3 separate regions of the Homo sapiens genome follow, and all the other regions are linked to region 2. The links are chromatin loops, found by intact Hi-C in ENCODE. Cell type or tissue: IMR-90. All regions are shown on one strand. Region 1 overlaps COL25A1 (collagen type XXV alpha 1 chain). Region 2 overlaps COL25A1 (collagen type XXV alpha 1 chain). Region 3 overlaps COL25A1 (collagen type XXV alpha 1 chain).

Region 1 (8,000 bases), 200 kb after region 2:
CATAATACAATGGACTGACAAATCATTCTAGCAAATACAGTTGTGATATCTGAGCTTGATGCTCAAAGCACATGCACAGAGTCCATTAGAACAATATTCTAATATGTGTTACCTTTATGAGAAAGAAAATAGAAAAAAGTATGTGATATTCACTTAAAAACAAATTATATACATTATCACAAAATTGCTCTGTTGCAGCCATTTTTAGCAGAGACTCCTCTGATAGTGTGTGTGTGTGTGTGTGTGTGTGTGTATGTATGTATATAAATATATATATCTCAAAATAGATAAGGCTGAGTAATAAGCTGAAAGCTTCCTAGAGAATAAATTGATACACGGGATCTAATTCAAGTTGTATTTCAAGTTTAAATTATAAATGATCTCAATATGCAAGACTATAAAAACTGACAAAAGAAACACATAGTTATATATCCACACATAATTCTAGTGGAATATATCCAAGTTTTCCAAAACATTCTAAGTAAAGTTGCAAATATATGGTTGCTAAATTAAATTTTATCATTAATACTTTTCTTTTTTGTTTCTTTTAATCTTACAGTGAGATCTGCCATTATCCCCTGGGCCATCTAATTTTTTATTAGTTAGTTTGTTTGTTTTACTGAGTGTCCAAATGTCTCTTGCACTATTGGAGCACATTTCATAATGAAGTGAAAGTGAATGACAGCAAAATATACATCAAGATCCCAGGTTACACTTTCTAATCTGTCTGTACACATGAAGCCACAGCACCATGGGAACTGCGGGCCAGAAGGAAGTTTGAGAAATTTACTCGATGTAGGTTCTGTGCCAAGGATTGCTCACCAGAAGCAAGACTAACTTCTCAGACCAATTTTGTGCTTTATATTTAGAGTGCAGAATGGAGGCAAGGGCAACTGTGATTAAGATGACAATATATGCCTCGATAGCACACTTGAGGAGATAGTTGAATAATGTTTTAAAAGATACAAAGTAGGACAATACATTTCTCTAAAAATTAAAATTACAGAAACTGTCAGATTTTAGTTCAGGAAAAAGAAGTGAAAGGAAAATATATACAGTTGACCTTAAACAGCATGGGTTTGAACCACATTGGTCCACTTATATGCCAGTTTTCCTCCTCCTCTGCCGATAACAAGACCAACGCCTTTTCGTCCTTCTCCTCCTCAGATTATTCAATGTGAACATGGTGAGGATGAAGACTTTTGTGATGATCCACTTCTACTTAATGAATAGTAAATGTATTTTCTCTTCACTGTGATTTTCTAAATAATATCTTTTCTCTAGCTTATTGTAAGAATGCAGTATGTAATACATACAACATATAAAATGTATATTAATTAACCATTTGTGTTATCAGTAAGGTTTTCTGTCAATAGTAGGTTATTGGTAGTAACGTTTTTGGGGAGTCAAAAGTTATCTGTGGATTTCTCACTGAGCAGAGGGTTGGTGCCTCTCACCCCCACATTGTTCAAGGGTTAACTGTACATAAAATTAAGGTGATGTAAAAATAGGAATAGTCCCTAGAAATTAAAATTGTCAGTAATTGGGTATTGCCTCTAAATAAACATACTGATGATAAACTTATTTAACTGTAATAATCCCATTGTTCATTAATATTTACTCAGATATAAAAAATATGCCAGAAATTTGTTATAAAGCCACCTACTCTAAAGCAAAATTTGATGGAAGGCAGATACTTTTTAGACATTATACATGGAGATTTAGGAATTGGAGGCTCAAGAAGATTTCATCATAATGTATTTTACCCACAAGGAAGCCCATGATATTGGGTCCTAAGTACTATGGTAGGGTTGTATTGTATTAGTAAAGATAGCATAATCAATGTTTTTTTTCTCTTTTGTACAATCAATGTTTTTTCATCTTATCAAATATAAGCAACTTGAATTATCTTCCAGTCAGTATGGAAACTCATGATTATACTTTATTTCTTGGATTTGATGCTGTTTGCCAAACATATTATAACTTCTTTAAAATGTAGTCAAGGTGGGACAGTATCAATACTTGTTTTATAGATTAGCCATTTTGCAGTTTCGGCCATAATTTTATATTTTATGTGATTATTTTAATCAAGGAATATGATTTGACCCATGGCCTGACAAACCCATGTAACAATGATCCATGTTATAACACAACTATAATTCATAAGGAATGGAATAAAGTGGTAAACTGAATCGATTTGAAATCAGACATATCTAATTGAATTTCAACTTTGCAAATCCTCTAGCTGTGCAACCTTTGGTAATTAACCTCTATGAGCCTCAGTTTCCTCACTGAACAATAGGAATGGTAACATCAGAGGGTTGGTGTGAGAACAAAATGAAATTATACATGTAAAGTACCTAGAATATTGCTTGCCTTACACTAGGGGCTTAATGCTAATTCTCTCTTATTTCTATGTAATAAGAAAAGGAGGAACAATTGACATCTTTAGGTAGAAAATTTGGACTAACAGATGGCCTCAAGAAAGCGAGAGCTATATGGTTGCGTGATTTTTCGAGGAATCAAAGAGGAAGTACTAGAATCCTGAAGAATTCATAAGGCAGAAATGAGATTTAACTACCTCTTGCCATAGCTAATGTGGATTCCAAAAAAAGAAGCCTTGAACACTCTACTCCAGCCGTAACCTCAGGAGTTTCCTCTGGGTAGTAGTGGTTTGTTACTTACTTAACATGAAGAGACTTAAGTATGAAGCCAAAAAGTAAAGACTCCTAGACCTAAGGCATGCCATCTGCCTAGCATTAAGCAAGAGCTGAAAGTCAGTTACAGAAGCAAAGTCATTTCTAACATGATTAATGTTCCATCCTTGAACGTGGCAGGAAGACTGCAAAAGATATTTGGAGGCCAACGTTTCCTCTGAATAAAGTAAATAAGTACACGCTAAGCCCCTGTCCCTGGACCATGCTGGCCTGTTAGATAAGTTGCCAACGTGGAGTCTGCGAACCTTGGAGCAAACTGACTATCCAGGATGAGAAAATATCTCAAGGCCAATGATCATTGCTACCGTAAATGCACACTGCACAGTATAAACACTGGGGTCAGATACAGATATCCAGGATATTACTCAAAAACACATCTAGCTCAGAGCTGACAAGATAATCTGTTCCTGTGAGTGCAAAACAGACTGGAATGCTGCAGCTATGACCTACTCAAGGAAAGAAAAAAGAAAGTGAAACTCTCCAAGGGCTCCATCTCATGTTCTTTATGCAGGCAAAACTCCAACAGACTTCAAAGGGAGTGTTGCCTAAGGAGGGAGGACTGGTCCAAGCTCACTGGGGGTATCATTTCCATGATCATGTTGCCATCTACATTTGGCAGACTGGCAAATGCAAATATTTCAGATACAAGTTTAAACAGATGAAAAAAGAAGTGTGAAATAGCTTGGAGATTTGCTTGCAAAAGAAACCTCAGAATTCCAGGAAAAGGATTTAAAATCAGAATCTTCATAAGTTATCCAAAAATCCCACGAGGGTATTGGTGTGTGATCATATCAAAAATAAACGTTTTTCATCATATGTTCTCACTCATAAGTGGGAGCTAAGCTATGAGGATGCAAAGGCATAAGAATGACACAATGGACTTTGGGGACTCGGGGGAAAAGGTGTGAAGGGGGTGAGGGATAAACGACCACAAATAGGGTGAAGTGTATACTGCTCAGGTGATGGGTACACCAAAATCTCACAAATCACTGCTAAAGAACATGTAACCAAATACCACCTGTTCCCCAATAACCTATGGAAATAAAAAAATTTAAAACAAATTTAAATGGACATATATTGCATTCTAACATCACATGATCACAAAATTGTGTATCTAAAAAATAATTTTCCAAACTTTAAGTATACTCTTTTTTTTTTTTTTTTTTTTTTTAGACAGAGTCTCGCTCTTTTGCCCAGACTGGAGTGCAGTGGCATGATCTCGGCTCACTGCAAGCTCCACCTCCCGGGTTCACGCCATTCTCCTGCCTCAGCCGCCCGAGTAGCTGGGACTACAGGCGCCCACCAACATGTCCAGCTAATTTTTTGTATTTTTAGTACAGATGGGGTTTCACCGTGTTAGCCAGGATGGTCTCGATCTCCTGACCTCATGATCCACCCGCCTCGGCCTCCCAAAGTGCTGGGATTACAGGCGTGAGCCACCGCGACTGACCACTTTAAGTATACTCTTAAAAGGTCAGTAACATTTTTCTAATAGACATAGAGACTATATTTTGGTGTTTTAACAAAGTTTTAACATACACAATCCTGATAAATGCAAACAAGCCAAAGTGCAGCAAACATACTTACAGGAGGACCTATGGGGGGAGCAGGTGGAGAGAGAAGAGAGAGAGAGGAGTTAGTGAATATGCAAAATATTAAAATCAAACAAAAGATATGAGCATAATCATCAGCATGACATAATAGACATGGAAGTTTTTTTAAATTCACTGATTCTTAATCATTTTTAGACCATGGAGCCTTTGAGACCATTTCAAAAAAATTTATAATTGCACACAAAATTTTACATAAAATTTCAAGTAATTTTTAGATTCCCTGAAGCCTGTCTATGAATTACTGAGATGTTCATATATCTTAAGTAAAGACTAATTTATAAAAGTTTAGAGAAGTATGAATTATGAGAATATTTGGTAATTTATGATAGACCAGTTATAGAGAATTGATATATAATTTCTTGAGTTTGATAAAACAGCCAAATGAGAAATGTACCAATTATTTGTCCTTAGAATTTTTTATTCATCATTATTGTAAATATGCAAAAGACTAGGTCCTCACGTTTATGTAAGTTTCTTTAAAACCATCAAAACAGGCAAAGTCTAAGACAATTTTAAATATTTCACACACCATTATGCTCAATTAAAATACTAGTTCTAAGTAGCTAGGAAGTTGGAAATTGGCTTTTATTTTCTATGAAACTTTGTATAAGCATAAATTTTTCACTTTTTCCCCAAAATCCTCTTTCTTTTGACAAAGATCAAAGATCATTTCTATGATTATCTGATTCCACTAATGTTTTATCATTTCTTTTTCCTCAAAACAAATTTATAAAGTGTCCTCTATTAGAAAACTTTGCACTTTGTGAAGGAATACCTATACAAGTTTCCAATTATTTAGATTCAATGAGCTTTAAAGGTAGCTTTTGACAATACTCTTTAAAAAAAATAAGCAACTACACTGCTCAAATTAATAAATTTTCACAAATGCTTTTTACTTTTACATCTTTCTTAAAATGGAAGAGAAAATGAGGCAAGAAAAAAAACCACACATTAATCTGCTATCAGCTCTTGATAGGTTAATGTTTCTGTTTCAATACTTAGTAGTTGATTATTTTTAATATTGAAAAATACTTAGAGAAAATACTGAAAAATAACAATTTACAGCATGCTAGAGTCAAACCTTAAATTACTTTATCTTGCATGTAAGAATTAATGGCCTGATAAGACTTTATGTGGTCATTTCCAAAAAAAGAAAAACAGTAAGTGAACTCATTTATACAGATCATCTCAGTTTCAAAAGAAATTTTACTTGACTTTTCTGTTTTACATTGGGGATTTGTTTTACATATAGGGATTTGGCCTGAAAGCAAGAATGTCCTGAAGTAGGAATCAGGACAATTGGTTCTGTTTCAAGTTTTGCCTTGGCCAAATCACCTGACTGCTATGGGCCTCCATTTCCTCAACTACAAAATGAAAATTCTAGATTGATTACTAAGGCTCTTGTCATCACTAAAATTCCATGGTTGTACAAGAAGGATAAAACATTCCCAAATTTTGAAAACGGTAAGAGTAAAAGCATGACAGAATTGTGCCAATTGGATAAAATAACAACACAGCTTTCTAAGACATGTGCCCTAGTGTCCCAAGGCAGATGTTTTTGCAAAGGACCTACATTGACTGACCACCTATATAGATGGAAACGTGGGTGATGCTATCACACCGTGTGCAGCTGAGAAACACGCCATTGTACATAGAAAGGACAGACTTAACTTGACCCAGTAAATAAGCCCCAAATGGGTACCAATTGTTACTAAACTGCAATTAACAATACTTTGCAAACTTCTCCTTTTTACAGTTTAATAGAAATAAGGAGAAGATTAAAAAATAATAAATAAACAAATACAACTAGGTCTAGCAGAGAAAGATTTAAACACACACATATAACCTCCAACAAGACAATATTATCATTAATTAGGAAGAACAGATGCCGGAACTTAACCAGAACATGAGTGACACAGAGCAGCTGAAAGAGAGACTTACCAGATTCTCCTCTTCGGCCTCTCTTACCTCGTTTCCCTGGAGGGCCTGAAATACAAAGGATAATTTTTTTAGTGTAGTTTAATTCTTTTTCCTGGTTCCAAAATAGCTAGTAAATAATTTATATATATTTTCTCATTGTTTTTAACTACCAACTTCAAGAAAGGGATCAGATATTTGTAAAGGTCAGTATTGTCTTTAGTGTTTCAGCAAAACTCTTAAGGTTCATTTAATTATAAAAGCTACTCTAGATACATGATCATCTAGTGTTACTTAAGAAAACTAACGATTGGGAATTTTTGTTCATCCTGCTTTAATATCATCAATAAAGAAAGGGTTTGCTAAGAAAATTGGTAGTTGAGTTTTATATTTCTAAGAAATATTTCTTTTCAGTATATGAATAATTAAAGTACTAATTAATAATTTAAAAGTACTAAGTCCAAATGATTTACAGTTTCTTTTCAGTCAGGTCCATCATAATTTTCTGAAAATGTTTAGTTAGCAGTTAGTTAAATGTATATATTAGTAATGGAAAATAATCCTTACAAATATTTATATTTCATTAAATGTGAATATATTGGAATTTCACCGATCAACAACCACCTGAATAAAATCACAACCTTTTTAATAAGACAGTGTTTAGGTAGTAATTATAGGCCTGATTTTTCTACAAGGGCAAGTTCATTATTGTCATTCAATAAATAGTTAGCCTTTATGATGATCCCATTTTAAAAGCAGAGAAAAAAACTTGTTTTTTTTTTTTTGGTAAGTTACCGGTAAAGACCACCAAGCTAGTATGTATCAGACTTCGCACAAGATTCTAGACATTCATGGCTTTCAAGCCATTATTCTCAATTATATAATTTCTGTCCTCATTTCCTTGGGCAGGAGTAGCCTTGCATTGAATTATGGTTCAGGCAAATAGAAGAGAATAATTAGCCCACAATGAGAATTGAGGTCTTACAATATTTGCCAGGAGAAGAAGGCCAAGGAAAATACAGAACTGCCTGATTTTAAAGAATGAGCTGCTAAGTAGGACTGATGACTTCCAAACTTTAGAAAGTTCAAGACACAGGCAGCACAGGCCTTAGTATCCAAGCGACTTTCAATGTGATCCTGAGCTACTGGCTCCCACATGGAAACACTATCATGAGAAACAAAAACATCAGTGGGGCAGTTAGTTTCCTTCCAGTCCCTTACACAGAATAAGTCTGACCGTCTGTATTTTGTAAGAGGTTAAGAAACAATTGAGCAATAAAACCAATAGAAAATATTAGGAGAATAAGCTTTGTAGCAAAGTCCAAAACTGCCAATAGAAATTTCAGATTTCTTTCTATATTCTAGAATAAAGGGATGTTTTCATCATATTCAAGGTATCTTGGCCAGATTGGGAACAGGAGAAGAATCATATAAATGAGTAAATGAGCCCAGAGAACCCTAAAAGGTACGAAAATATAAAGTTAATACATCTGTTCAAACACACATACATACACACACACACACACACACACACACACAGACATAATCTGATATATAAAACTTCCTTAAGACTAAGAATTATATTTTTTCTAGTATAACATCACTTAAACTAAGAACTCTCTAGCAACTACTATATACTTATAATGTCTGTGGTTCACATGGTAGGACCATTAGAAGCCATTGTGGAAGAGATGACAGACGAGAATTTTCCAAAACTGAATATAGCAGTCCTATGATTGAACTTATATTTCAA
Region 2 (8,000 bases):
TTCTAGGGAAAACAATTCAGGAAAACATGAAGGCTTCCTTTATAATTCATTTGGTTACATGCCTTACAATTTGAGTTCCCTAGAGTAATTAACCAATAATACCTCAAATATTTCAAAATAAAAATATGAGATGAACCACTAGATGAGATTGCAGCTAATAATATAACTCTTTTCTGATTGTTTAATTTATCTTAATAAGAACATAATATAAAAAGTATAAACAAACAGAAAGTATAAACATACCGGTAATCCAGGAAGTCCAATTCCTCCTTTTTCACCTGTCATACCTGGGTCCCCCATGTCTCCCTTTGAGCCTTTGAGTCCCTAAAAATGATAGACAAGGTTGGCATGTAAGCAGCATAATGACCCCCGATAATTACATCCTAGGGAAAACAGAATTCCGATCAATTTCGTTAATAGGTGGGTTCAATGTTGAGATGATTCTGATTTTTGTTTTTAGGTAGAGTTATTTCTTACAGCAACCTTCTACATGCAATCAGTACTATTTCTCCTTGTAATGAAATAGATTAAGTTCTATTAGGCCATGTAAGCATAAAAAACATGAACTTAGGTTTTGACATAATTTCTCCTGATTTTGTATTTTTACCTGGCAGCTAATTCTATCTCACCAGACCTGAAAACAACTTAATAGACTTAATTCTCAACAATACAGGATGTATTTTGAACTGGGACCTAGTGTTATATAATAACAAATGTCCAAATTTCTCTCATCTCTACCCACTATACTCCCCTCCCTCCTAACTGCAGGCAGAAGTTCCAGTCACAATGAGTTTTCAATGGTCCAGTCTACAGACTGATAAATCACTGGATCATTTACCACACACTAACGCTCAATCAATGCTTAAAAGTATGACAACCTCTTCACAGTGTTCTTATTTTGTTCTCATGATGTCTCTATGAGATGAGTCAGAATGGTATTTTTATTCTCCTTTACAGTGAGGAAATAGATAAATATGCATTTTGAATGTTAACAAATCTGAATTTTGTAATTTTTTTTTTTTTTTTTTGAGTTGGAGTCTCACTCTGTCACCCAGGCTGGACCGCAATGGTGCGATCTTGGCTCACTGCAACCTCCGGCTCCTGGGTTCAAGCCATTCTCCTGCTTCAGCCTCCCAAGTAGCTGGGGCTACAAGCATGCGCCACCATGCCCAGGTAATTTTTGTATTTTTAGTAGAGACGAGGTTTCACCATGTTGGCCCGGCTGGTCTCAAACTCCTGACCTCAGGTGATCTGCTCACCTTGGCCTCCCAAAGTGCTGGGATTACAGGCGTGAGCCACCATGCCTGGCCTGAATTTTATAATATTAATATTGACATTAATTTATATTTTTAAGCATTTTCATCCTAGGAAACTCACTTCAATATACTAATGGCTCATTCTTCAGTAGAGATGATCATAGTTATTATGGTAAGGGGCTTCTAGGCTGCACAAACCTGTTTATCTTTTTTTTATTAAAACCGATGGAGAAAAATTATTTATGGAAAGGAACTTTTCTTGTTAACTGTTCCTATTTAATAGCATTCAGAATTACCCAATGGGTAAGTAGGTGCCTGAATGAATAGATGGATCTTACTGATTAATAAGACCTGGATTATTTTTAGGGATCTAGTGATGGCAGCAGGACGGCAACCCAATGTACTTAGTGATAGAAGAAGACCTTGCAAAGCCTACAGAAGAAAAAAAAAAGCTAGCTACTATATCTGTAGGAGCCATAATGTATATCATTATGCATGTCAAATTAATTGCTTATAATGACCAATGGTCAGAGAAGTAACATAGACAGACTTTAAAATTCTAAGTGATCTATGATATAGCAAATCATCTAAGGTATCTATGTTTCTGTTTACCACATGTTCATTTAATATGGCATTATTATTATTTCAGCATATAACTCTGATAGTAAAAATAATCCTAAACCTAATTTTCCTATCTAATACTTTCTTCTGAGGAGTATATGTGCACTAACTGTATTAAGAATCCTTTTGATTTCTTATGATTTTCCTGATTTTAGCCATTTCTTGGGTAAATAATGGAAATCAAGAAAACACTAAAGATCTTGAAATTAACCCTTTTGATTCCATTCCAAATTCTGAATACTGTCCACGTTCTCCAACTCAGATTCTTTTAGAGCAGGGGTCGCCAAACCATGGCTCACAGGCCAAATTCATCCCAGGGATTGTTTTTGTACAGAGTGAATTTAAAAAAAAATTGTTGAGGTGTTAACCAAAAATAAATAAATAAAAAGGAAACTTCAACACAGATTGTATGTGGCCTGTAAAGCCTAAAGCATTTACTATCTGGACCTTTATTAACAAAGCTTGCCGACTTCTGTTTTAGAGGGAACCCTCAGAGATACACTACCATACTCTGTCAAGCTACAAGTTCCCTGCTTGTTTCTGTATTTTCTAAGGATCTAGGGATTAGGTGTCATCTTTATTTGGGAAAAGAAAACATTGTCTAAAAAAGGCATATAGGCAAGATTTAGTTTTGTGGAAACTATGGTCACTGATTTTAATCTTGACATATTTGTATTCACTGACAAAAATTAGGCTAGTTTTACTAACTTGGTAATGATTTTACAAGTCTATTAAAAATTTGCAGGGGAGTCACTGGTAGGTTGATATAAAGTATTAAGAACAAAACTGAAGTATCATATGGCTTAGATGTTTTTGCGAAGAAAACTAATGTCTGCTTTTTAGAGTCAATGAAGTCTCTAGAACAAATGGTTAAAAGAAAGAGGGTATCAAATATCAATGCTCATGACATTTTGGCTTCAAACCTACAATAAAAGTAGTAATCAAGAATGATGCTTTAAATAATAGTATACATCTTTGAAAATTACCTGCTCTCCATCCATTCCTGGGATTCCTGGAGATCCCTGCTCTCCCTATTAAGATAAAAATAGATGACTTGCCTCCATTCTCATTGGTAACATACTGCACTACATAAAAAAACGATGCTAGTTTGTTAACACCACAATTTGACTTTCAGCAAATGCATCATAACCCGAGAATATTCTATTATAGCACATATCTAAACTAAGGGAAGTAATAATCTTTCTTCAAGATTATGTATAGTATTTATATGTAGCTAAGATCCAATGCTTTTAGTGTTTTTATTTTTTCTCCATGTGAGATGCAGGCTAAAAAAGAGTGGTCAAGGAAAACTGATAGACACAATTTGATAGCTGACCATATCCTATAGCAACAACCTATCTGCCTCAGTTAGTTAATTTTTTTCTCCATACAACCTCTGTATGATTTCTCTCACTTTCCAATTTCAGTAAAAAGGAAAACATAACAGTTAACCTAAAAAAGTAAAATGCAAAGCCCCATGAATTTTCAACAATATTTTAATTGGCACAGTTCAAACAGTTAGTTACAAATTCATGATTGTGAGTGTGCAATTTCCAGAAAAGCCTCACTGAAGGATATCATAAATCAGATATCTTAATGCATATGAAATAACTTTTAGATCAATTCAATTTCTTATACTGTGCTATGAATGAACTAAAATTTACTATTCATGTTATGATTTATAAGGATTTTTGACAAACTCAAAATATAGAGATTTTTGTTTGCTTTTTTAAACTGAAGATGTTCATTAAAAGCAAATTTATACAATACGCCAGAAAGTTAATCGAACAGCAAATGTTTAGTCACTTCTCAGTTTTGAAAGGTGACTAAATAAATTCCTTGAAAAGTAAGCATTATTTTGTATCAATGAGTCATTTATGTGGATCCCATTACAAATATCCCTGAATCCCACACTGTGGAAACTTTGTAAAAACAGCTCTTCTGAGTGTGAGAGGCCTGCCTCACAGACAGATTTCCAACGGAGCTGACCTGAGGCTGTATTTTCTAGAAAGGCCTGTTTGGTGATACTATAAACCACAATATTGAAATGGTTAGAGCTCCTTTCCCTGGTAAAAACTTTAAGAGCTATGAGGTACAGCATGAAATTTGAGCTTTCCAGTGTTTAAGGAAGGCATGATCTTGTGGTTATAAACAAATGAAGCAAGAAAAGCGGCGGGGGAAGGGCCTTTTCTTATTTCAGGTTTCCTGCTCTTTGTGGTAGCAGCAAATTTTATTTTGCCACAAACAAGTCTGCTGAGGTTGGATGCACCTGGCTAAGCCCTAGTTTCATTCAGAGTCTGAATACTTGTCAGCACTGTGGGTCCAATAATGATGGCTTTGCTAGGCTTTTCCCTTTAAAATATGATTCACAAGTGTTTAAAAGGAAAACATAATTCATGAGTTATTCATTTATCCTTCACCCCTCAAATGGGGTTTGTAAGAGTTATTTGATGTGTAGGGAATCAAACAATTCTTGTGTGATAAATGAAGGAGAAATGCTAATTGAGTAAGTTCCCATTCAGTCTGAATTCCAAGATCAGAAGGGGTTCTGTACTTGACTCAGGCTACATTTTGCTGTCTCTTGGTCATAGCTACATTCCACCCCAATTATCCCAACCTTCTCAAGGACAGACCATGAAAAACATAAAGGACTACATCAGCTAACACAAGATCTCAATTATAAGACCATTGTGGGGTGGGTGGGGTAGGGATGATAGCATACTGGGAAGGATGGCAAGGGTAGGAGGTAAGCGAGAATGACTCAACCCTCCTCCATATTGCTTGTCTAGATATTCATCTGGGCAACTTCTTCCTGTCTTTCAGTTTCAACTCAAAGCCACCCTTGGCTCTTAAGACTTAGAGGGACCTTCTATGCACTTACTCTATTAATAATTGTACCTTTACTTGCCTATCTCCCTCCCTAGGCCATAAGCCCTTTATTGGAATTTCTTTCTAGTATCCTTACTAGATATTAGTCCTTACCATAGAGTAGAGGCTCAAAAATTACTTACTGAATAACTGAATTAATACACGAATAGCAATTGGATTATAAAACCAGGGGAATATAGGTTTTAGTGATACAGATTTTTTACCTAGGAGGTCCTTTTTGCCTCTTTGGGTCAAAGAATGGGTGCCTTTGGGGCTTCTCTAGGCCTTTGGACTGTAGAGAAGAGAAAAGTCCTGGAAACTTTTGAGGTTTGTGGGAAATGAGATATGTATTTAGCTTTGGGGACAATTTTGGTTCTGGAGTCTTAGTCAAGCGAGGAGGTGAAATAATGAACTTAGACACTTGGTTGGTTCTACACAAAGGAAAAAAAGAAATTGCAGATTTCCTTCTAGGATATCTAGTCCAGCTCACCAAGATATTATTGAATGGGGATCCAGGCAGTGTTGCTCACCAAGAATAAAGATTATATATAGTTTTTTTGTGTTATGTCTCTTAGGGACCAGAATGTGCTGGAGAAATAGAAAGTTAAAAATCCCACACCTTATATTAATGTTATACAAGAAATCTATTTGAAATTAGGATCTATGTTCTAAATATATAGGCAAGGAGCTCAGTAATATTGTAATTTATATTCCTTTATATGATAGAAAAATAAAGTTTCTATATACTAGATTTCTGTTTTTAAGTATCTTGAGAGAGTATGAAAGCTGATACGTGTGAGTGTGTGTTATGACAGACTTAGCAAATAAACTGCCTTAAGAAGCATTAACAAAAGATGAATTCTGAAATAACTTGAATCTCCTACAAGAATCCAATGACGAAAGTCATATTTCAACACATGTAGCTCAGTTCTGAAAAGCCAGAATCACTGGCCATGTGTTAATTGATCAAACATGGTTGAATGACTAAGCTTCAGTTTGGAGGGATAAAGCCATCAACAAAGTTTAGATATAAAGCAATTCTAGCCTTCTACTATTTTTAGTTGGTATGTTTCATTAGATAAGATTTAAATGGCAAAATGTCTGAAAGTATATAATAAAGAATGCATTATGAAAAATGATTCCTAAAATTTTGATTTGTGAATGCACCATACTAAAACTTTTCTTACTCTTTTTACTATAAAAGCATTAGAAGCAAGGATCTTTCTTGGTGTCAAGTTAAATTTTCTCTAATCCTCCTTTAATCAAACATTTTCTTTTGTTTTCATACACCACATTTAGTGTTTTTTACATTTATAATTTCTGTGGAACTTGTTTTTCCCTTGTTTAATATCTTTTTTCAATGTCTTCCCTAAATTAAATTTCTCTCTCTTCTTTTCCTATTTTCCCTTCTTCTTTTCTAATTTTCTATCTTCCTTCAGTCCAGACCTCAATTTCTTTTCTTCGCTCTCTAAAACAATACTGTTGATCTCAGCTTCTTCAGCATTTTGTAAGACTGATTTTCAAAGATGCATATACTTAATACGGTATTCCCTGCACTGTATGTGATAAATGGAAACAAGTAAATAAAGAATAACCTTTGGCCCTTGTAGTCCTTGAGGTCCAGGAGGTCCAGGGGGACCCTAAATCAAGAAAAAGCACAGTTTTTAAAAGTAGTAATTATATGTATTAAAATTCATACCTTAAATAGGCACACTATACACCTTCCTTATTTCTATCGTAATCAGATCTCCCCAAATATAAATTTGCAATGAGGAAAAATTTTACTAGTTACATAATTAGAAAAAAACACCTATTTATATGCTAAAATATTAACACATTTGAGGTCAAAATAATGTGGAAGGTGCTTCTGGGTAGATTCGGTAAGGCAATGTAAAATTGCTGCCATGCTCCACACTCATCGTATTGGGATGAATTAGCATACGAATATTAGCTTTGTTTCTACATACACTCCTTACCCCTCCACCCCAAAGGCGTTGATTTCCCAAACCCTAAAGAATAAAGCTATATTGTTCAGATAAGGCCAGAGACTTTTAAGAAAATTAGCAATCACTTTTTTCTTGACCTTTTCACTAAGCAGACAAAGTGATTCAACTGGAGCAAATGTAAAAGATTATTAATACAAGAAAACATAAAATTAAGTATCAGATAAAAACAATAGCTACATTAGTACCATTTTGGCTGGCATGCATCAACACCAAATACAAAACCACAAACCACAGAAAGCATGCAATAGGAGTTACCGTGACAGTTAAGGTGGTAATCCTCTGTTGGGAAAATGTGTTGACAAAGACAGAGTTATCTATTTTGTGTGCCAAAGTACAGTAATACATTTGTGAAATAATCAACTTTTTGAATATGTTTGGCTAGTCTGATATCTTAAAAGGATTTGACAAGATACTGAGAACATATTACCCTATCTTCAATACAGTATAGTTGTAGAGATTTTTTAAAAATTATTTTTAGAATCCTATTTAAAAAATCTATGGCTGAAGAAAAAGAAATGTCAAAATTTTAATTCACCTGATTGAAAAAAATAATGCAGTAAAGTCATATATGCTAGAGGCTTGTCAGTATAATTGTGAACTGAGAAATTTTGCTATTGATAAAAGCACTATTCTAGAGAGTACTTCATTAGAGAAAACTGAAATACCCAATTGCATATTTTTTCTCTTTTAGTCTGCAGCTCATTTGTTGCATTAAAACTAACTTTGTGTTTGTGCGTGTGTGTGTGTGCGTGTGTGTGTGCCATAACTAAAGATATTAGTCGACATAGAATTAATCTAATTTCCTTTTTTTTGGCATTCCAATTTTTTTGTGAACTTAATCAGAAAAACAAATGAGTTTTTAAAATTTATTGATTGATTGATTTATTATACTTAAGTTCTGGGATACATGTGCAGAATGTGCACATTTGTTACATAGGTATACATGTGCCATCGTGGTTTGCTGCACCCATCAACTCGTCATCTACATTAGGTATTTCTCCAAATGCTATCCCTCCCCTTGCCCCCCACCCCCTGACAGGCCCTGGTGTGTGATGTTCCCCTCCCTGTGCCCATATGTTCTCATTGTTCAACTCCCACTTATGAGTGAGAATATGTGGTGTTTGGTTTTCTGTTCCTGGGTTAGTTTGCTGAGAATGATGGTTTCCAGCTTCATCCATGTCCCTACAAATGACATGAACTCATTCTTTTTTATGGCTGCATAGTATTCCGTGGTGTATATGTACCACAT
Region 3 (8,000 bases), 230 kb after region 2:
GATTCTCGTAAGGAGCATGCAACCTAGATCCCTCACATGTGCAGTTCCACAGTAGGATTCCCGCTCCTATAAGAATCTAATGCCACCACTGATGTGACAGGAGGTGGGGCTCAGGTAGTAATGTTCACTCACCCACTGATTGCCTTCTGCTGTGCAGCCCAGTTCCTAACAGGCCAAGGAGCAGGACTGGTCAGTGGCCCAAGGACTGGGGACCCTTGATTCAGGCAGACTCAATGTTTGTGTTGCTGTTTGGACTAGTTGAGAAATAAATCAAAATGGCACCAGAAAAAATAAACAATTCTAGTCCCCCCACCTGAGAGTATTATTGGCTTTCTTTGCTTTGAAGAAAGAATAAGCAACTACTCTTAAAAATTCCCATTGTCGTAGAAAATGAAATGTACAACATTCATTCATATGCCAAATTATATGAAATGTTAAACAGGGTTAGCTAATGTATATAATCCAAAGAGTTCTCCCAAGCTCCTTAAACAGTATGAAATTTATATAGGCAGTTGGATTCCTGATGATGTGACTTAGTTTAAGTAATGAAATTAACATACTATCCGAAGGGAGTTCTGTGTATTATTCTCATTAATTATGAGAATATGATTAAATGATTTACTCATTTATAATAGTGCCACCATTTAGGCATTCAATGGAATCATACAGCTAAGAAAATCATAGATGTTTCATTTAAGAAAACTAAGCTTGTTTTAGCAAATTTTTAGTTACTAGAGTGCCATTGATACCACTCAGACACCAGAAAAGCATAAAGTTTCTTAATAAGATTGTAAGAAGTATGCGCATGACTTAAGAATTGGTAACATAAACTCACACATTTGTACACAAAATAGGTCCCCCAAAACACAATGCTAAAGTTAGGTGAGCTCTGTATTGCATGTATCCCTAACAAAGAAGCAAAACAACAAAGAAAAGGTAATTTCACCAAAATAGGTTATTAAGTTTCTCAGTAACACAAGTCCTCTAAAAGCAGATAATATTCCCCAGATGACATCATCTCACAGTTTTATGATGAGAATATGACAGTTAAGTACCAATTCAAAATCCAGGAAACATCAGCATTTTCTGAGTTGCTAGAATCTATGGTGGAAGTTTTAACACCAGAACAGAATATCACTGTTAGTCTCATTATTTTGTTCTTTTAAATAATTTTCAAGTGATATGTAGGCACTTTCTTTCCTATTATAATAAAATAATTACTAAATTAGTTATCTAAATACATATACTTTAAAATTGGAAGTGTTTTATTAATAGAGCTAGATGTATATACAAACAGAGAAGAAATTTTAAGTTATTCTATATACTTGGAATTAAAGACAAGACATGACTAGAGTCACGTTTGAAGGGGGAAATGATCATAAGAATTGCTATTATGTGATATGAATAAAATAGAATGACAAAATAGATGAAATATCAAAGTATATTAAAACTTTATTTTTTAACCTATTAGATCTTCTCACAAAATTTTGGGAGAGTACACACTTTTAGATTATACTTTCTTTCTCAAAGACATCTATTAACATTGAAAAAATGTAGCCCCAAAGGAAAAAAGTTAACACAATATGTAATAAAAATATATTAAGAATTTTATGCCTTTCACTTCCTGTGTATATTTTACCCACCATATAGTCCACACAGACTTAGCCAAATTAACAATCTATACGATCTTATGTATGCACTTAAAAGCCCACATAAATACCAAAACATCGAGTGTTTCCTGAGAATTCTAACTGACAATGCATATTTCAAATGTTTAAGCATTAACAATAAATACAGTCAACCCTCAGTATCCATGCATTCTGTATCGCAGATTCAACCAACCACAGATAGAAAATATTTGGGAAAAAAATTGCATCTGTAGTGAACATGTGCAGACTTTTCTTTTTTATCATTATTCCCTAAACAGTATAGTATAACAATTATTTACATAGCACTTATGTTGTATTAGGTATTATAAGTAATCTAGAGATGATTTAATGTGTAAGGGAGAATATGCATAGCTTATATGCAAATATTACTCCATTTTGTATCAGAAACTTGAGCATCCATGGATTTTGGTATCCATGGGAGGTCCTGGAACCTGTTTCCCACTGACACCAAGGAACAACTATATATCTACACTCATCAGAATTCTGAAGGGTCATATGAATATGATTTTTTAGGTGTTTTAAACTATATCAGCAATATCTGCTTTGTGCTTCACAGTAAAATTAACTCTCTCTTTAAGAGGGAATTTGTTCTTTGTCCCACTTTCAACTTTTATTAACCCTAGTAGCTTATTAATGTATTAATCAATTTATCACTTATCGAGTGCTTTTTATGTGCTAACCCTGGTGTTCTGCTGATTCCTGAGACAACAATGAAGAACACTTTGCATGTGATTCCTAATAAGAATATCTGCTACACTAGTAAGTACAGTAGAGCAGTGGTCCCAACCTTTTTGGTACCAGAGACTGGTTTTGTAGAAGAGAATTTTTCCATGGACCCAGTGGCCAGGGGTGGTTTGGGGATGATTCAAAAACATTACATTTATTGTGCACTTTATTATATGGTGATAGATAACAAAATAATTATACAACTCGCCATAATGTAGAATCAGTGGGAGCCCTAAGCTTGTTTTCCTGCAACTAGATGGTCCCATCTGGGGGTGATGGGAAACAGTGACAGATCATCAGGCATTAGATTCTCATAAGGAACGCACAACCTAGATCCCTCACATGCACAGTTCACAATAGGATTCATGCTCCTATGAGAATCTAATGCCATTGCTGATTTGACAGGAGGTGGCGCTCAGGCAGTAATGCAAGCAATGGAGAGTGGCTACAAATACAGATTAGGCTTCACTGGCTTGCCTGCCTGCTGCTCACCTCCTTTGCTGTGAGGCCCAGTTTCTAAGAGGCCATGGACCGATACCCGAACTTTGAAGGGACTGGGGACCTCTGCAGTAAAGGGTCCTGCAATGATTGCTCTTGCTGTGTTTAAAGCAAATCATCAGAAAAGCTAATTGGCACAACACCAAACAATAAGTAAAGGGTTTGATAAGTGACCACCATGGGCTAAATGAAAATGGAAAACCAAAGCAGGACGCATTAAAGTCATACAAAGGAAAATTTTTAAAAACAATAAACTTTTAGAATGGAAACAGTAGAAAATGAGAGATTGTGGAATCCATATCTATACAGCAATACTTAAGCACAAGACCAAGCACTGCTCTAGGGAACATGGGATAAACTATCAGCTTGTGGAATTTCTTTCAGATCTCTATTTCCATAATGCTAATAAAAACAAAACTAGCCTTCCATCTATTGCCTCTTCCCACCACCACCCCCCCGCCCCCAACACTCCTGCTAAGGAACAAAAGCGGCAACATTATTTTAAACATTACTTTCTTCAGCTAACACTGACAGTCACTATTCTGTCTAGCAGGTACTAGGCCTAAAGGCAGACTAAAAATTTTAAATAGCTATGAGTGTGTATTAGAAGCCCAATGAACACCAGCTTCAAACATTTTAGCCCCAGAGCAATGGGCAGCCATGGATACATGATGTCAACCGTCTGAAGGGTAAGAATGAAACTATTTTAAAATGGAAACAGACAGAAAGGCAAACACCCTCAAGCATTTTCAAGCTATGTCATAATAGATGGTGTTGAAAGCTGTACTAAGATCAAGTGCCGAAGGATAAGACTGCAGGAGAAAGTAAAATTTCTCCACAATGTGAGGAGGTCATTTATAACTCTGACAAGGGTCATCTCCCTACTCGCTGCTTTTTGGGTGACAGAAATGTTCACATTCAGAGTAGTTTGAAATATAGGTATTCAATTCTTTGGCCATCACCCATAAAGGATAATTTTGGGGATGGAGAGAGGATAGAAGTGGTCTGTTCGTAGTAGTAGGGGTGTTTTCTTATCTTTTCTCGGCTGCTCTTACAATGTCACCCATTATCCGGGTCTGTCCAGATAGCCTCTTGACTTGTTTGTCTTTTAAGAAGATTTTTGCAGTGCCTGGGTTTCTCTATTAAACTCTAATTTTCTGCTAATTTTCCTATAACTTCCTAAACTCAAAACAACACTGGAATAACATCACCCATAACTCATTTCCTAGAATGTGTTGAAGGTTTTTGTTTTGCTTTGCTTTTTAAATAAGAGTCAGGGATCTTGGTTCTATTTAAAAGTAGCCTCCGATACTTATGATGCTCCCTCTGAGTATTTACCACAGTGTAATTAAGTTAACCATGTGAATTTCAGCAGTACTTTATATAATTTTTGAGGTTATCTATCATAAATCGCCAGATACTCTCAAGTCTGCATTTTTCTTTAAACTAAATAAAATAAATGACATATAGCATTTGCATCACCAAAACTGTCATGCAGGCTTTTCTCAAAAAATAAAAGTTTAGAAAAGCATGTTTAAACAATATTTACCATAAAGCTGCTTTTCACAGCTCTTTCTGGCATCAGATTAAGAATACACATTTATTAAAATGGAATATAGAAAAAAAGACACTATTTACACAAAAGCCCATCCAAATGTTTAAATAGGTCTTATAATATGCAGGAAAGTTATTTCTAGGTGAAATGTTAAAATCCATAGGGGAAAAACTAGATGAATTGCAAGGCAGAAATCTAGCATGGACTGTGTTGTGACAGAAGTAGCAACACTGTGAAGTGCCTGCAAATCCGCAGCCTGGGCAGACTTCCTACTTGCCCTTGTAATCCTGAACACCTTCCTGGTATGATTAGCAGCTACAGCACACTGGCTTCCAAAGATGCATTTCTGAATGTGAGTTCTGGGGAAAGAGTAGCCTAGAGAGCCTTTGAATCCTGATATTTGTTTCTGCTTACTACATGGAATGCCAAGTGCAAAAGGCAAGGAAAAAAAATCCATGTTTTCACTGGCAAGCCTACAGAGTCTTGTGGTCAGAAGAATCTTACAATTTCTGCTGATGCTTCTGGAAACAGATTGATGATCTAGGTTACTGTGCTTTTTCAGAAGGGGAGTGAAAGAATGGTGTTAAATAAGACAGATCATTCTGAAATACAGTTTCATAATAATCCCAAGATTCAGACTGAACTAAAGTAAAGCTTCACCAATCTTTTAGGTGAATTTTTTTTCTCCCCAAGATTTCCATTTGTTTTCAGTGTCCAGACAGATTTCCAGCTGGACAGCTGAATGCTCTCATTGTTCTATTGAAGAATATTCTACACTATTTACCATTAATCAATCCAGTTTAACTGTGTAGCATAGTGTTTAGTATTAACTGAAAATTTTTTATAGCCATTTGAGCAATCCTTCTGAATTGAGTCATACATTCGTTTATTCAACAACAAAAAATGTTGTCATTTTATGGGCTAGGTACTGTGCTAAGTCCTGAGATGAAAAGCTGAAAAATAACACATCGCCCTTATCCAGGTGAGGATTTCAGTATGTACACAGAGATATACAAACACCTATAATAAGAGCTAGAATAAATTCAAGCTCAGATAGCTAAAAAGTGCACACAATAAAAGGAGCTAATTCTGGCTTATAGGAGGCAGCAGCTGAGAAAATTGAATCTCTTCACTGCAAAACTTAAGAAAAAAAAATCTATCCATTTAGAGTAGTTTTCCAGCATTCTGGAGCTGATAAGCACATTTTTGTGTCACAGGCTTCCAGTCTTCCTGAAAAGTCTTATTTATTTACATTTCTAAGAGTTCAAGCGAGTTAAAACTGGTGCTGTTTTGAGAAATTCATCATATCTACTGAAATAATTAGAGACTACAGGGGCAATATGGAATAGCAACCATTGATACGTAATTTAAACTCAGATTACAAAAGTAATGGAAACAGGAAGTGAGTCAATGGCTTTCTTTCCAGTCAGTATAGAGGTGTTTATACTAATATCAGTTGAGTGCTTTACTCAAGGAATTGGGCTGTGCCAACTTCTGTTTGCAAACTGTCATCACCAAATTGAGCTGTCGTTATCATTACCCCCACCACACACCACCATTAACAACACGTAGCATAAGCCATGTGCCAGGTACTGTGCTATTATAGATATTAATCACTCTTGTAATCCTTACCTCAATTTATATGATAGGTACTCCTGTTATTCCCATTTTATAGATAAGAAAACTGAGGCATAGTGAAGTTAAATAATTTCTTAACTAATTATTAAGTAGTAGAGTTAGGAAGTCTGGCTCTAGAGTCTTTGGTCTTAACCGTTATACTAAACTGTTTCTCCATGGATTTTAAAAATATAATAATAATAAATACAGTAATACAATATTTACCTAAGAAGGTTAATCCTAATAGAAAAAAATATTAAATTACATAAGAAGCAAGGGATAAATCACCTGTAGGACTCCGTAAGTCTGTGATACCCTTACCCAAAGTGTTCTACTGTAAAAATTGACAAGTTCTTTTCCAACAACTCCTCTATTTTTCTCACCTAAATAACCCAACATATAGGATTAATTTTAAAATACATAATTCACTAATTACCTTAAGAACAATGATGAGCAGTGATATTTTTTATGTAATTATCAAAAGATGTTGAACCCGGGGTTCTAATGAGTATTACATGGGAGCCCTCTGTTTTTTATGTTATTTAGATATATCAGACTTAAACGGCTTCCTATTTATTACTATTCTTTCACAATTGTACATAATTAGATTTTGCCACCTAAATTTTATGAAAATTTTCTAGATATATTCCTTCCTTTCCACCCTCAGTGAAACTGTTCTATTTTCAGCTATCTCCCACTTCAGTTGTTGCAATCAACTCTCTTAAATTACTGAGCTCATATGATACGCCAAGCATTGTGCTAGATGCATAATATACTTATCTAATTTGATCCTCATAAAAGTTCTGGGAAGAGTAGTAGTATCCACATTGAACAGGTAACAAAAAGTTTCAGAGAATAAATAACCTGCGCAAGGTCACATTGCTGGCGAGTAGGGTCACTGGGAGAATTCAGAAGCATTTCATGCATGGTCAATATTTCCCCCAAGATACCATCATAATTTACTGTGCATCTCCTCTGCCTCACACGTATGAATTGATTAATGTATGTTTTATGCTTGACCGGAACAATGTACAAGGTCTTTCCAATCTAATATACCATCATGGCTCAGCTTTCAATACTCTATCACCCACTACAGTTTTTTACCTCATATCAAAAAAAGTGCTCTAGATCATCTATTCAGAAAAAAGGGCAAGGGATATACAAAAATTATAGAAAATATCTTTAGATTAGATAGAATATTAATTCCAGTTGCTTTCATTTTTTACAGTTGAAATATTTAATAAACATTAGTAATGAACCCAAACTGATCTAACTAAACTATACTATTTTTTCGGAAACTGATATTTTGGTGTGTTTTTTGGTAACAGCTTTATTTCTATGTAATTCACATACCATACAGTTTATCCATTTAGAGTGTACAACTGAATGATAATTAGTATATTCATAGATATGTGCAACCATCACCACAGTAAATTTTAGAACACTTTTATCTCCTCAAAAAGAAAACCCATACCCTTTAGCTATCAACCCCTAAACCCATCTCCACCCCCAACCCAGCCATGGGCAATCACTAATCTATTTTGTTTTTTCTTTTATTTTTTTTTTTGAGACAGAGTCTCATTCTGTCGGCCAGGCTGGAATGCAGTGGCACAGTCTTGGCTCACTGCAAACTCCATCTCCCGGGCTCAAGCAGTTCTCCTGCCTCAGCCTTCTGAGCAGCTGGGATTACAGGCATGTGCCACCACGCCCGGCTAATTTTTGTATTTTTAGTAGAGATGGGGTTTCACTATGTTAGCCAGGCTGGTCTCGAACTCCTGACCTTAGGTAATCCGCCCGCCTCAGCATCCCAAAAGTGCTGGGATTACAGGTGTGAGCCACCGCGCGTAGCCCACTAATCTCTTTTCTATCTCTACAGATTTGTCTTTTCTGTACATTTCATATAAATAGAATCATATACTATGTGGTCTTTTATG

What was found. A loop is a pair of places that touch in the nucleus more often than their neighbours do. Peaks named below come from ENCODE experiments on the same cell type or tissue, not always from the same donor. Only the 100,000 strongest peaks of a DNase experiment are listed, where the experiment ranks them.
Region 1: a loop joins it to region 2, with 2.3 times the contacts of the local background. A loop is called at or near these places in 2 of 110 quality-filtered maps.
Region 3: a loop joins it to region 2, with 2.6 times the contacts of the local background. A loop is called at or near these places in 4 of 110 quality-filtered maps.

What each region holds. Positions count from the first base shown.
Region 1 is chr4:109,043,864-109,051,863 of GRCh38, forward strand. COL25A1 (collagen type XXV alpha 1 chain) reads right to left here. Exons shown (of 38, transcript NM_198721.4): 4 at 6,272-6,316; 5 at 4,305-4,312. It overlaps LOC124900756 (a long non-coding RNA gene), which reads left to right. Exons shown (of 3, transcript XR_007058225.1): 3 at 560-3,888. Among named protein-coding and RNA genes, the nearest start is that of COL25A1, 250 kb to the right of the region's middle. In IMR-90, no CTCF peak of the experiment used is centred here; a DNase peak (open chromatin) is centred at 3,138; H3K4me3 peaks cover 735 bases; H3K27ac peaks cover 352 bases.
Region 2 is chr4:108,845,896-108,853,895 of GRCh38, forward strand. It overlaps COL25A1 (collagen type XXV alpha 1 chain), which reads right to left. Exons shown (of 38, transcript NM_198721.4): 25 at 7,007-7,030; 26 at 6,341-6,385; 27 at 2,864-2,908; 28 at 244-324. Among named protein-coding and RNA genes, the nearest start is that of ETNPPL, 87 kb to the left of the region's middle. In IMR-90, no CTCF peak of the experiment used is centred here; a DNase peak (open chromatin) is centred at 3,966; H3K27ac peaks cover 1,027 bases.
Region 3 is chr4:109,074,089-109,082,088 of GRCh38, forward strand. All of the region lies in intron 3 of COL25A1 (collagen type XXV alpha 1 chain), which reads right to left. Among named protein-coding and RNA genes, the nearest start is that of COL25A1, 220 kb to the right of the region's middle. RefSeq lists a silencer at 4,805-5,099. In IMR-90, no CTCF peak of the experiment used is centred here; DNase peaks (open chromatin) are centred at 4,903 and 5,863; H3K27ac peaks cover 159 bases.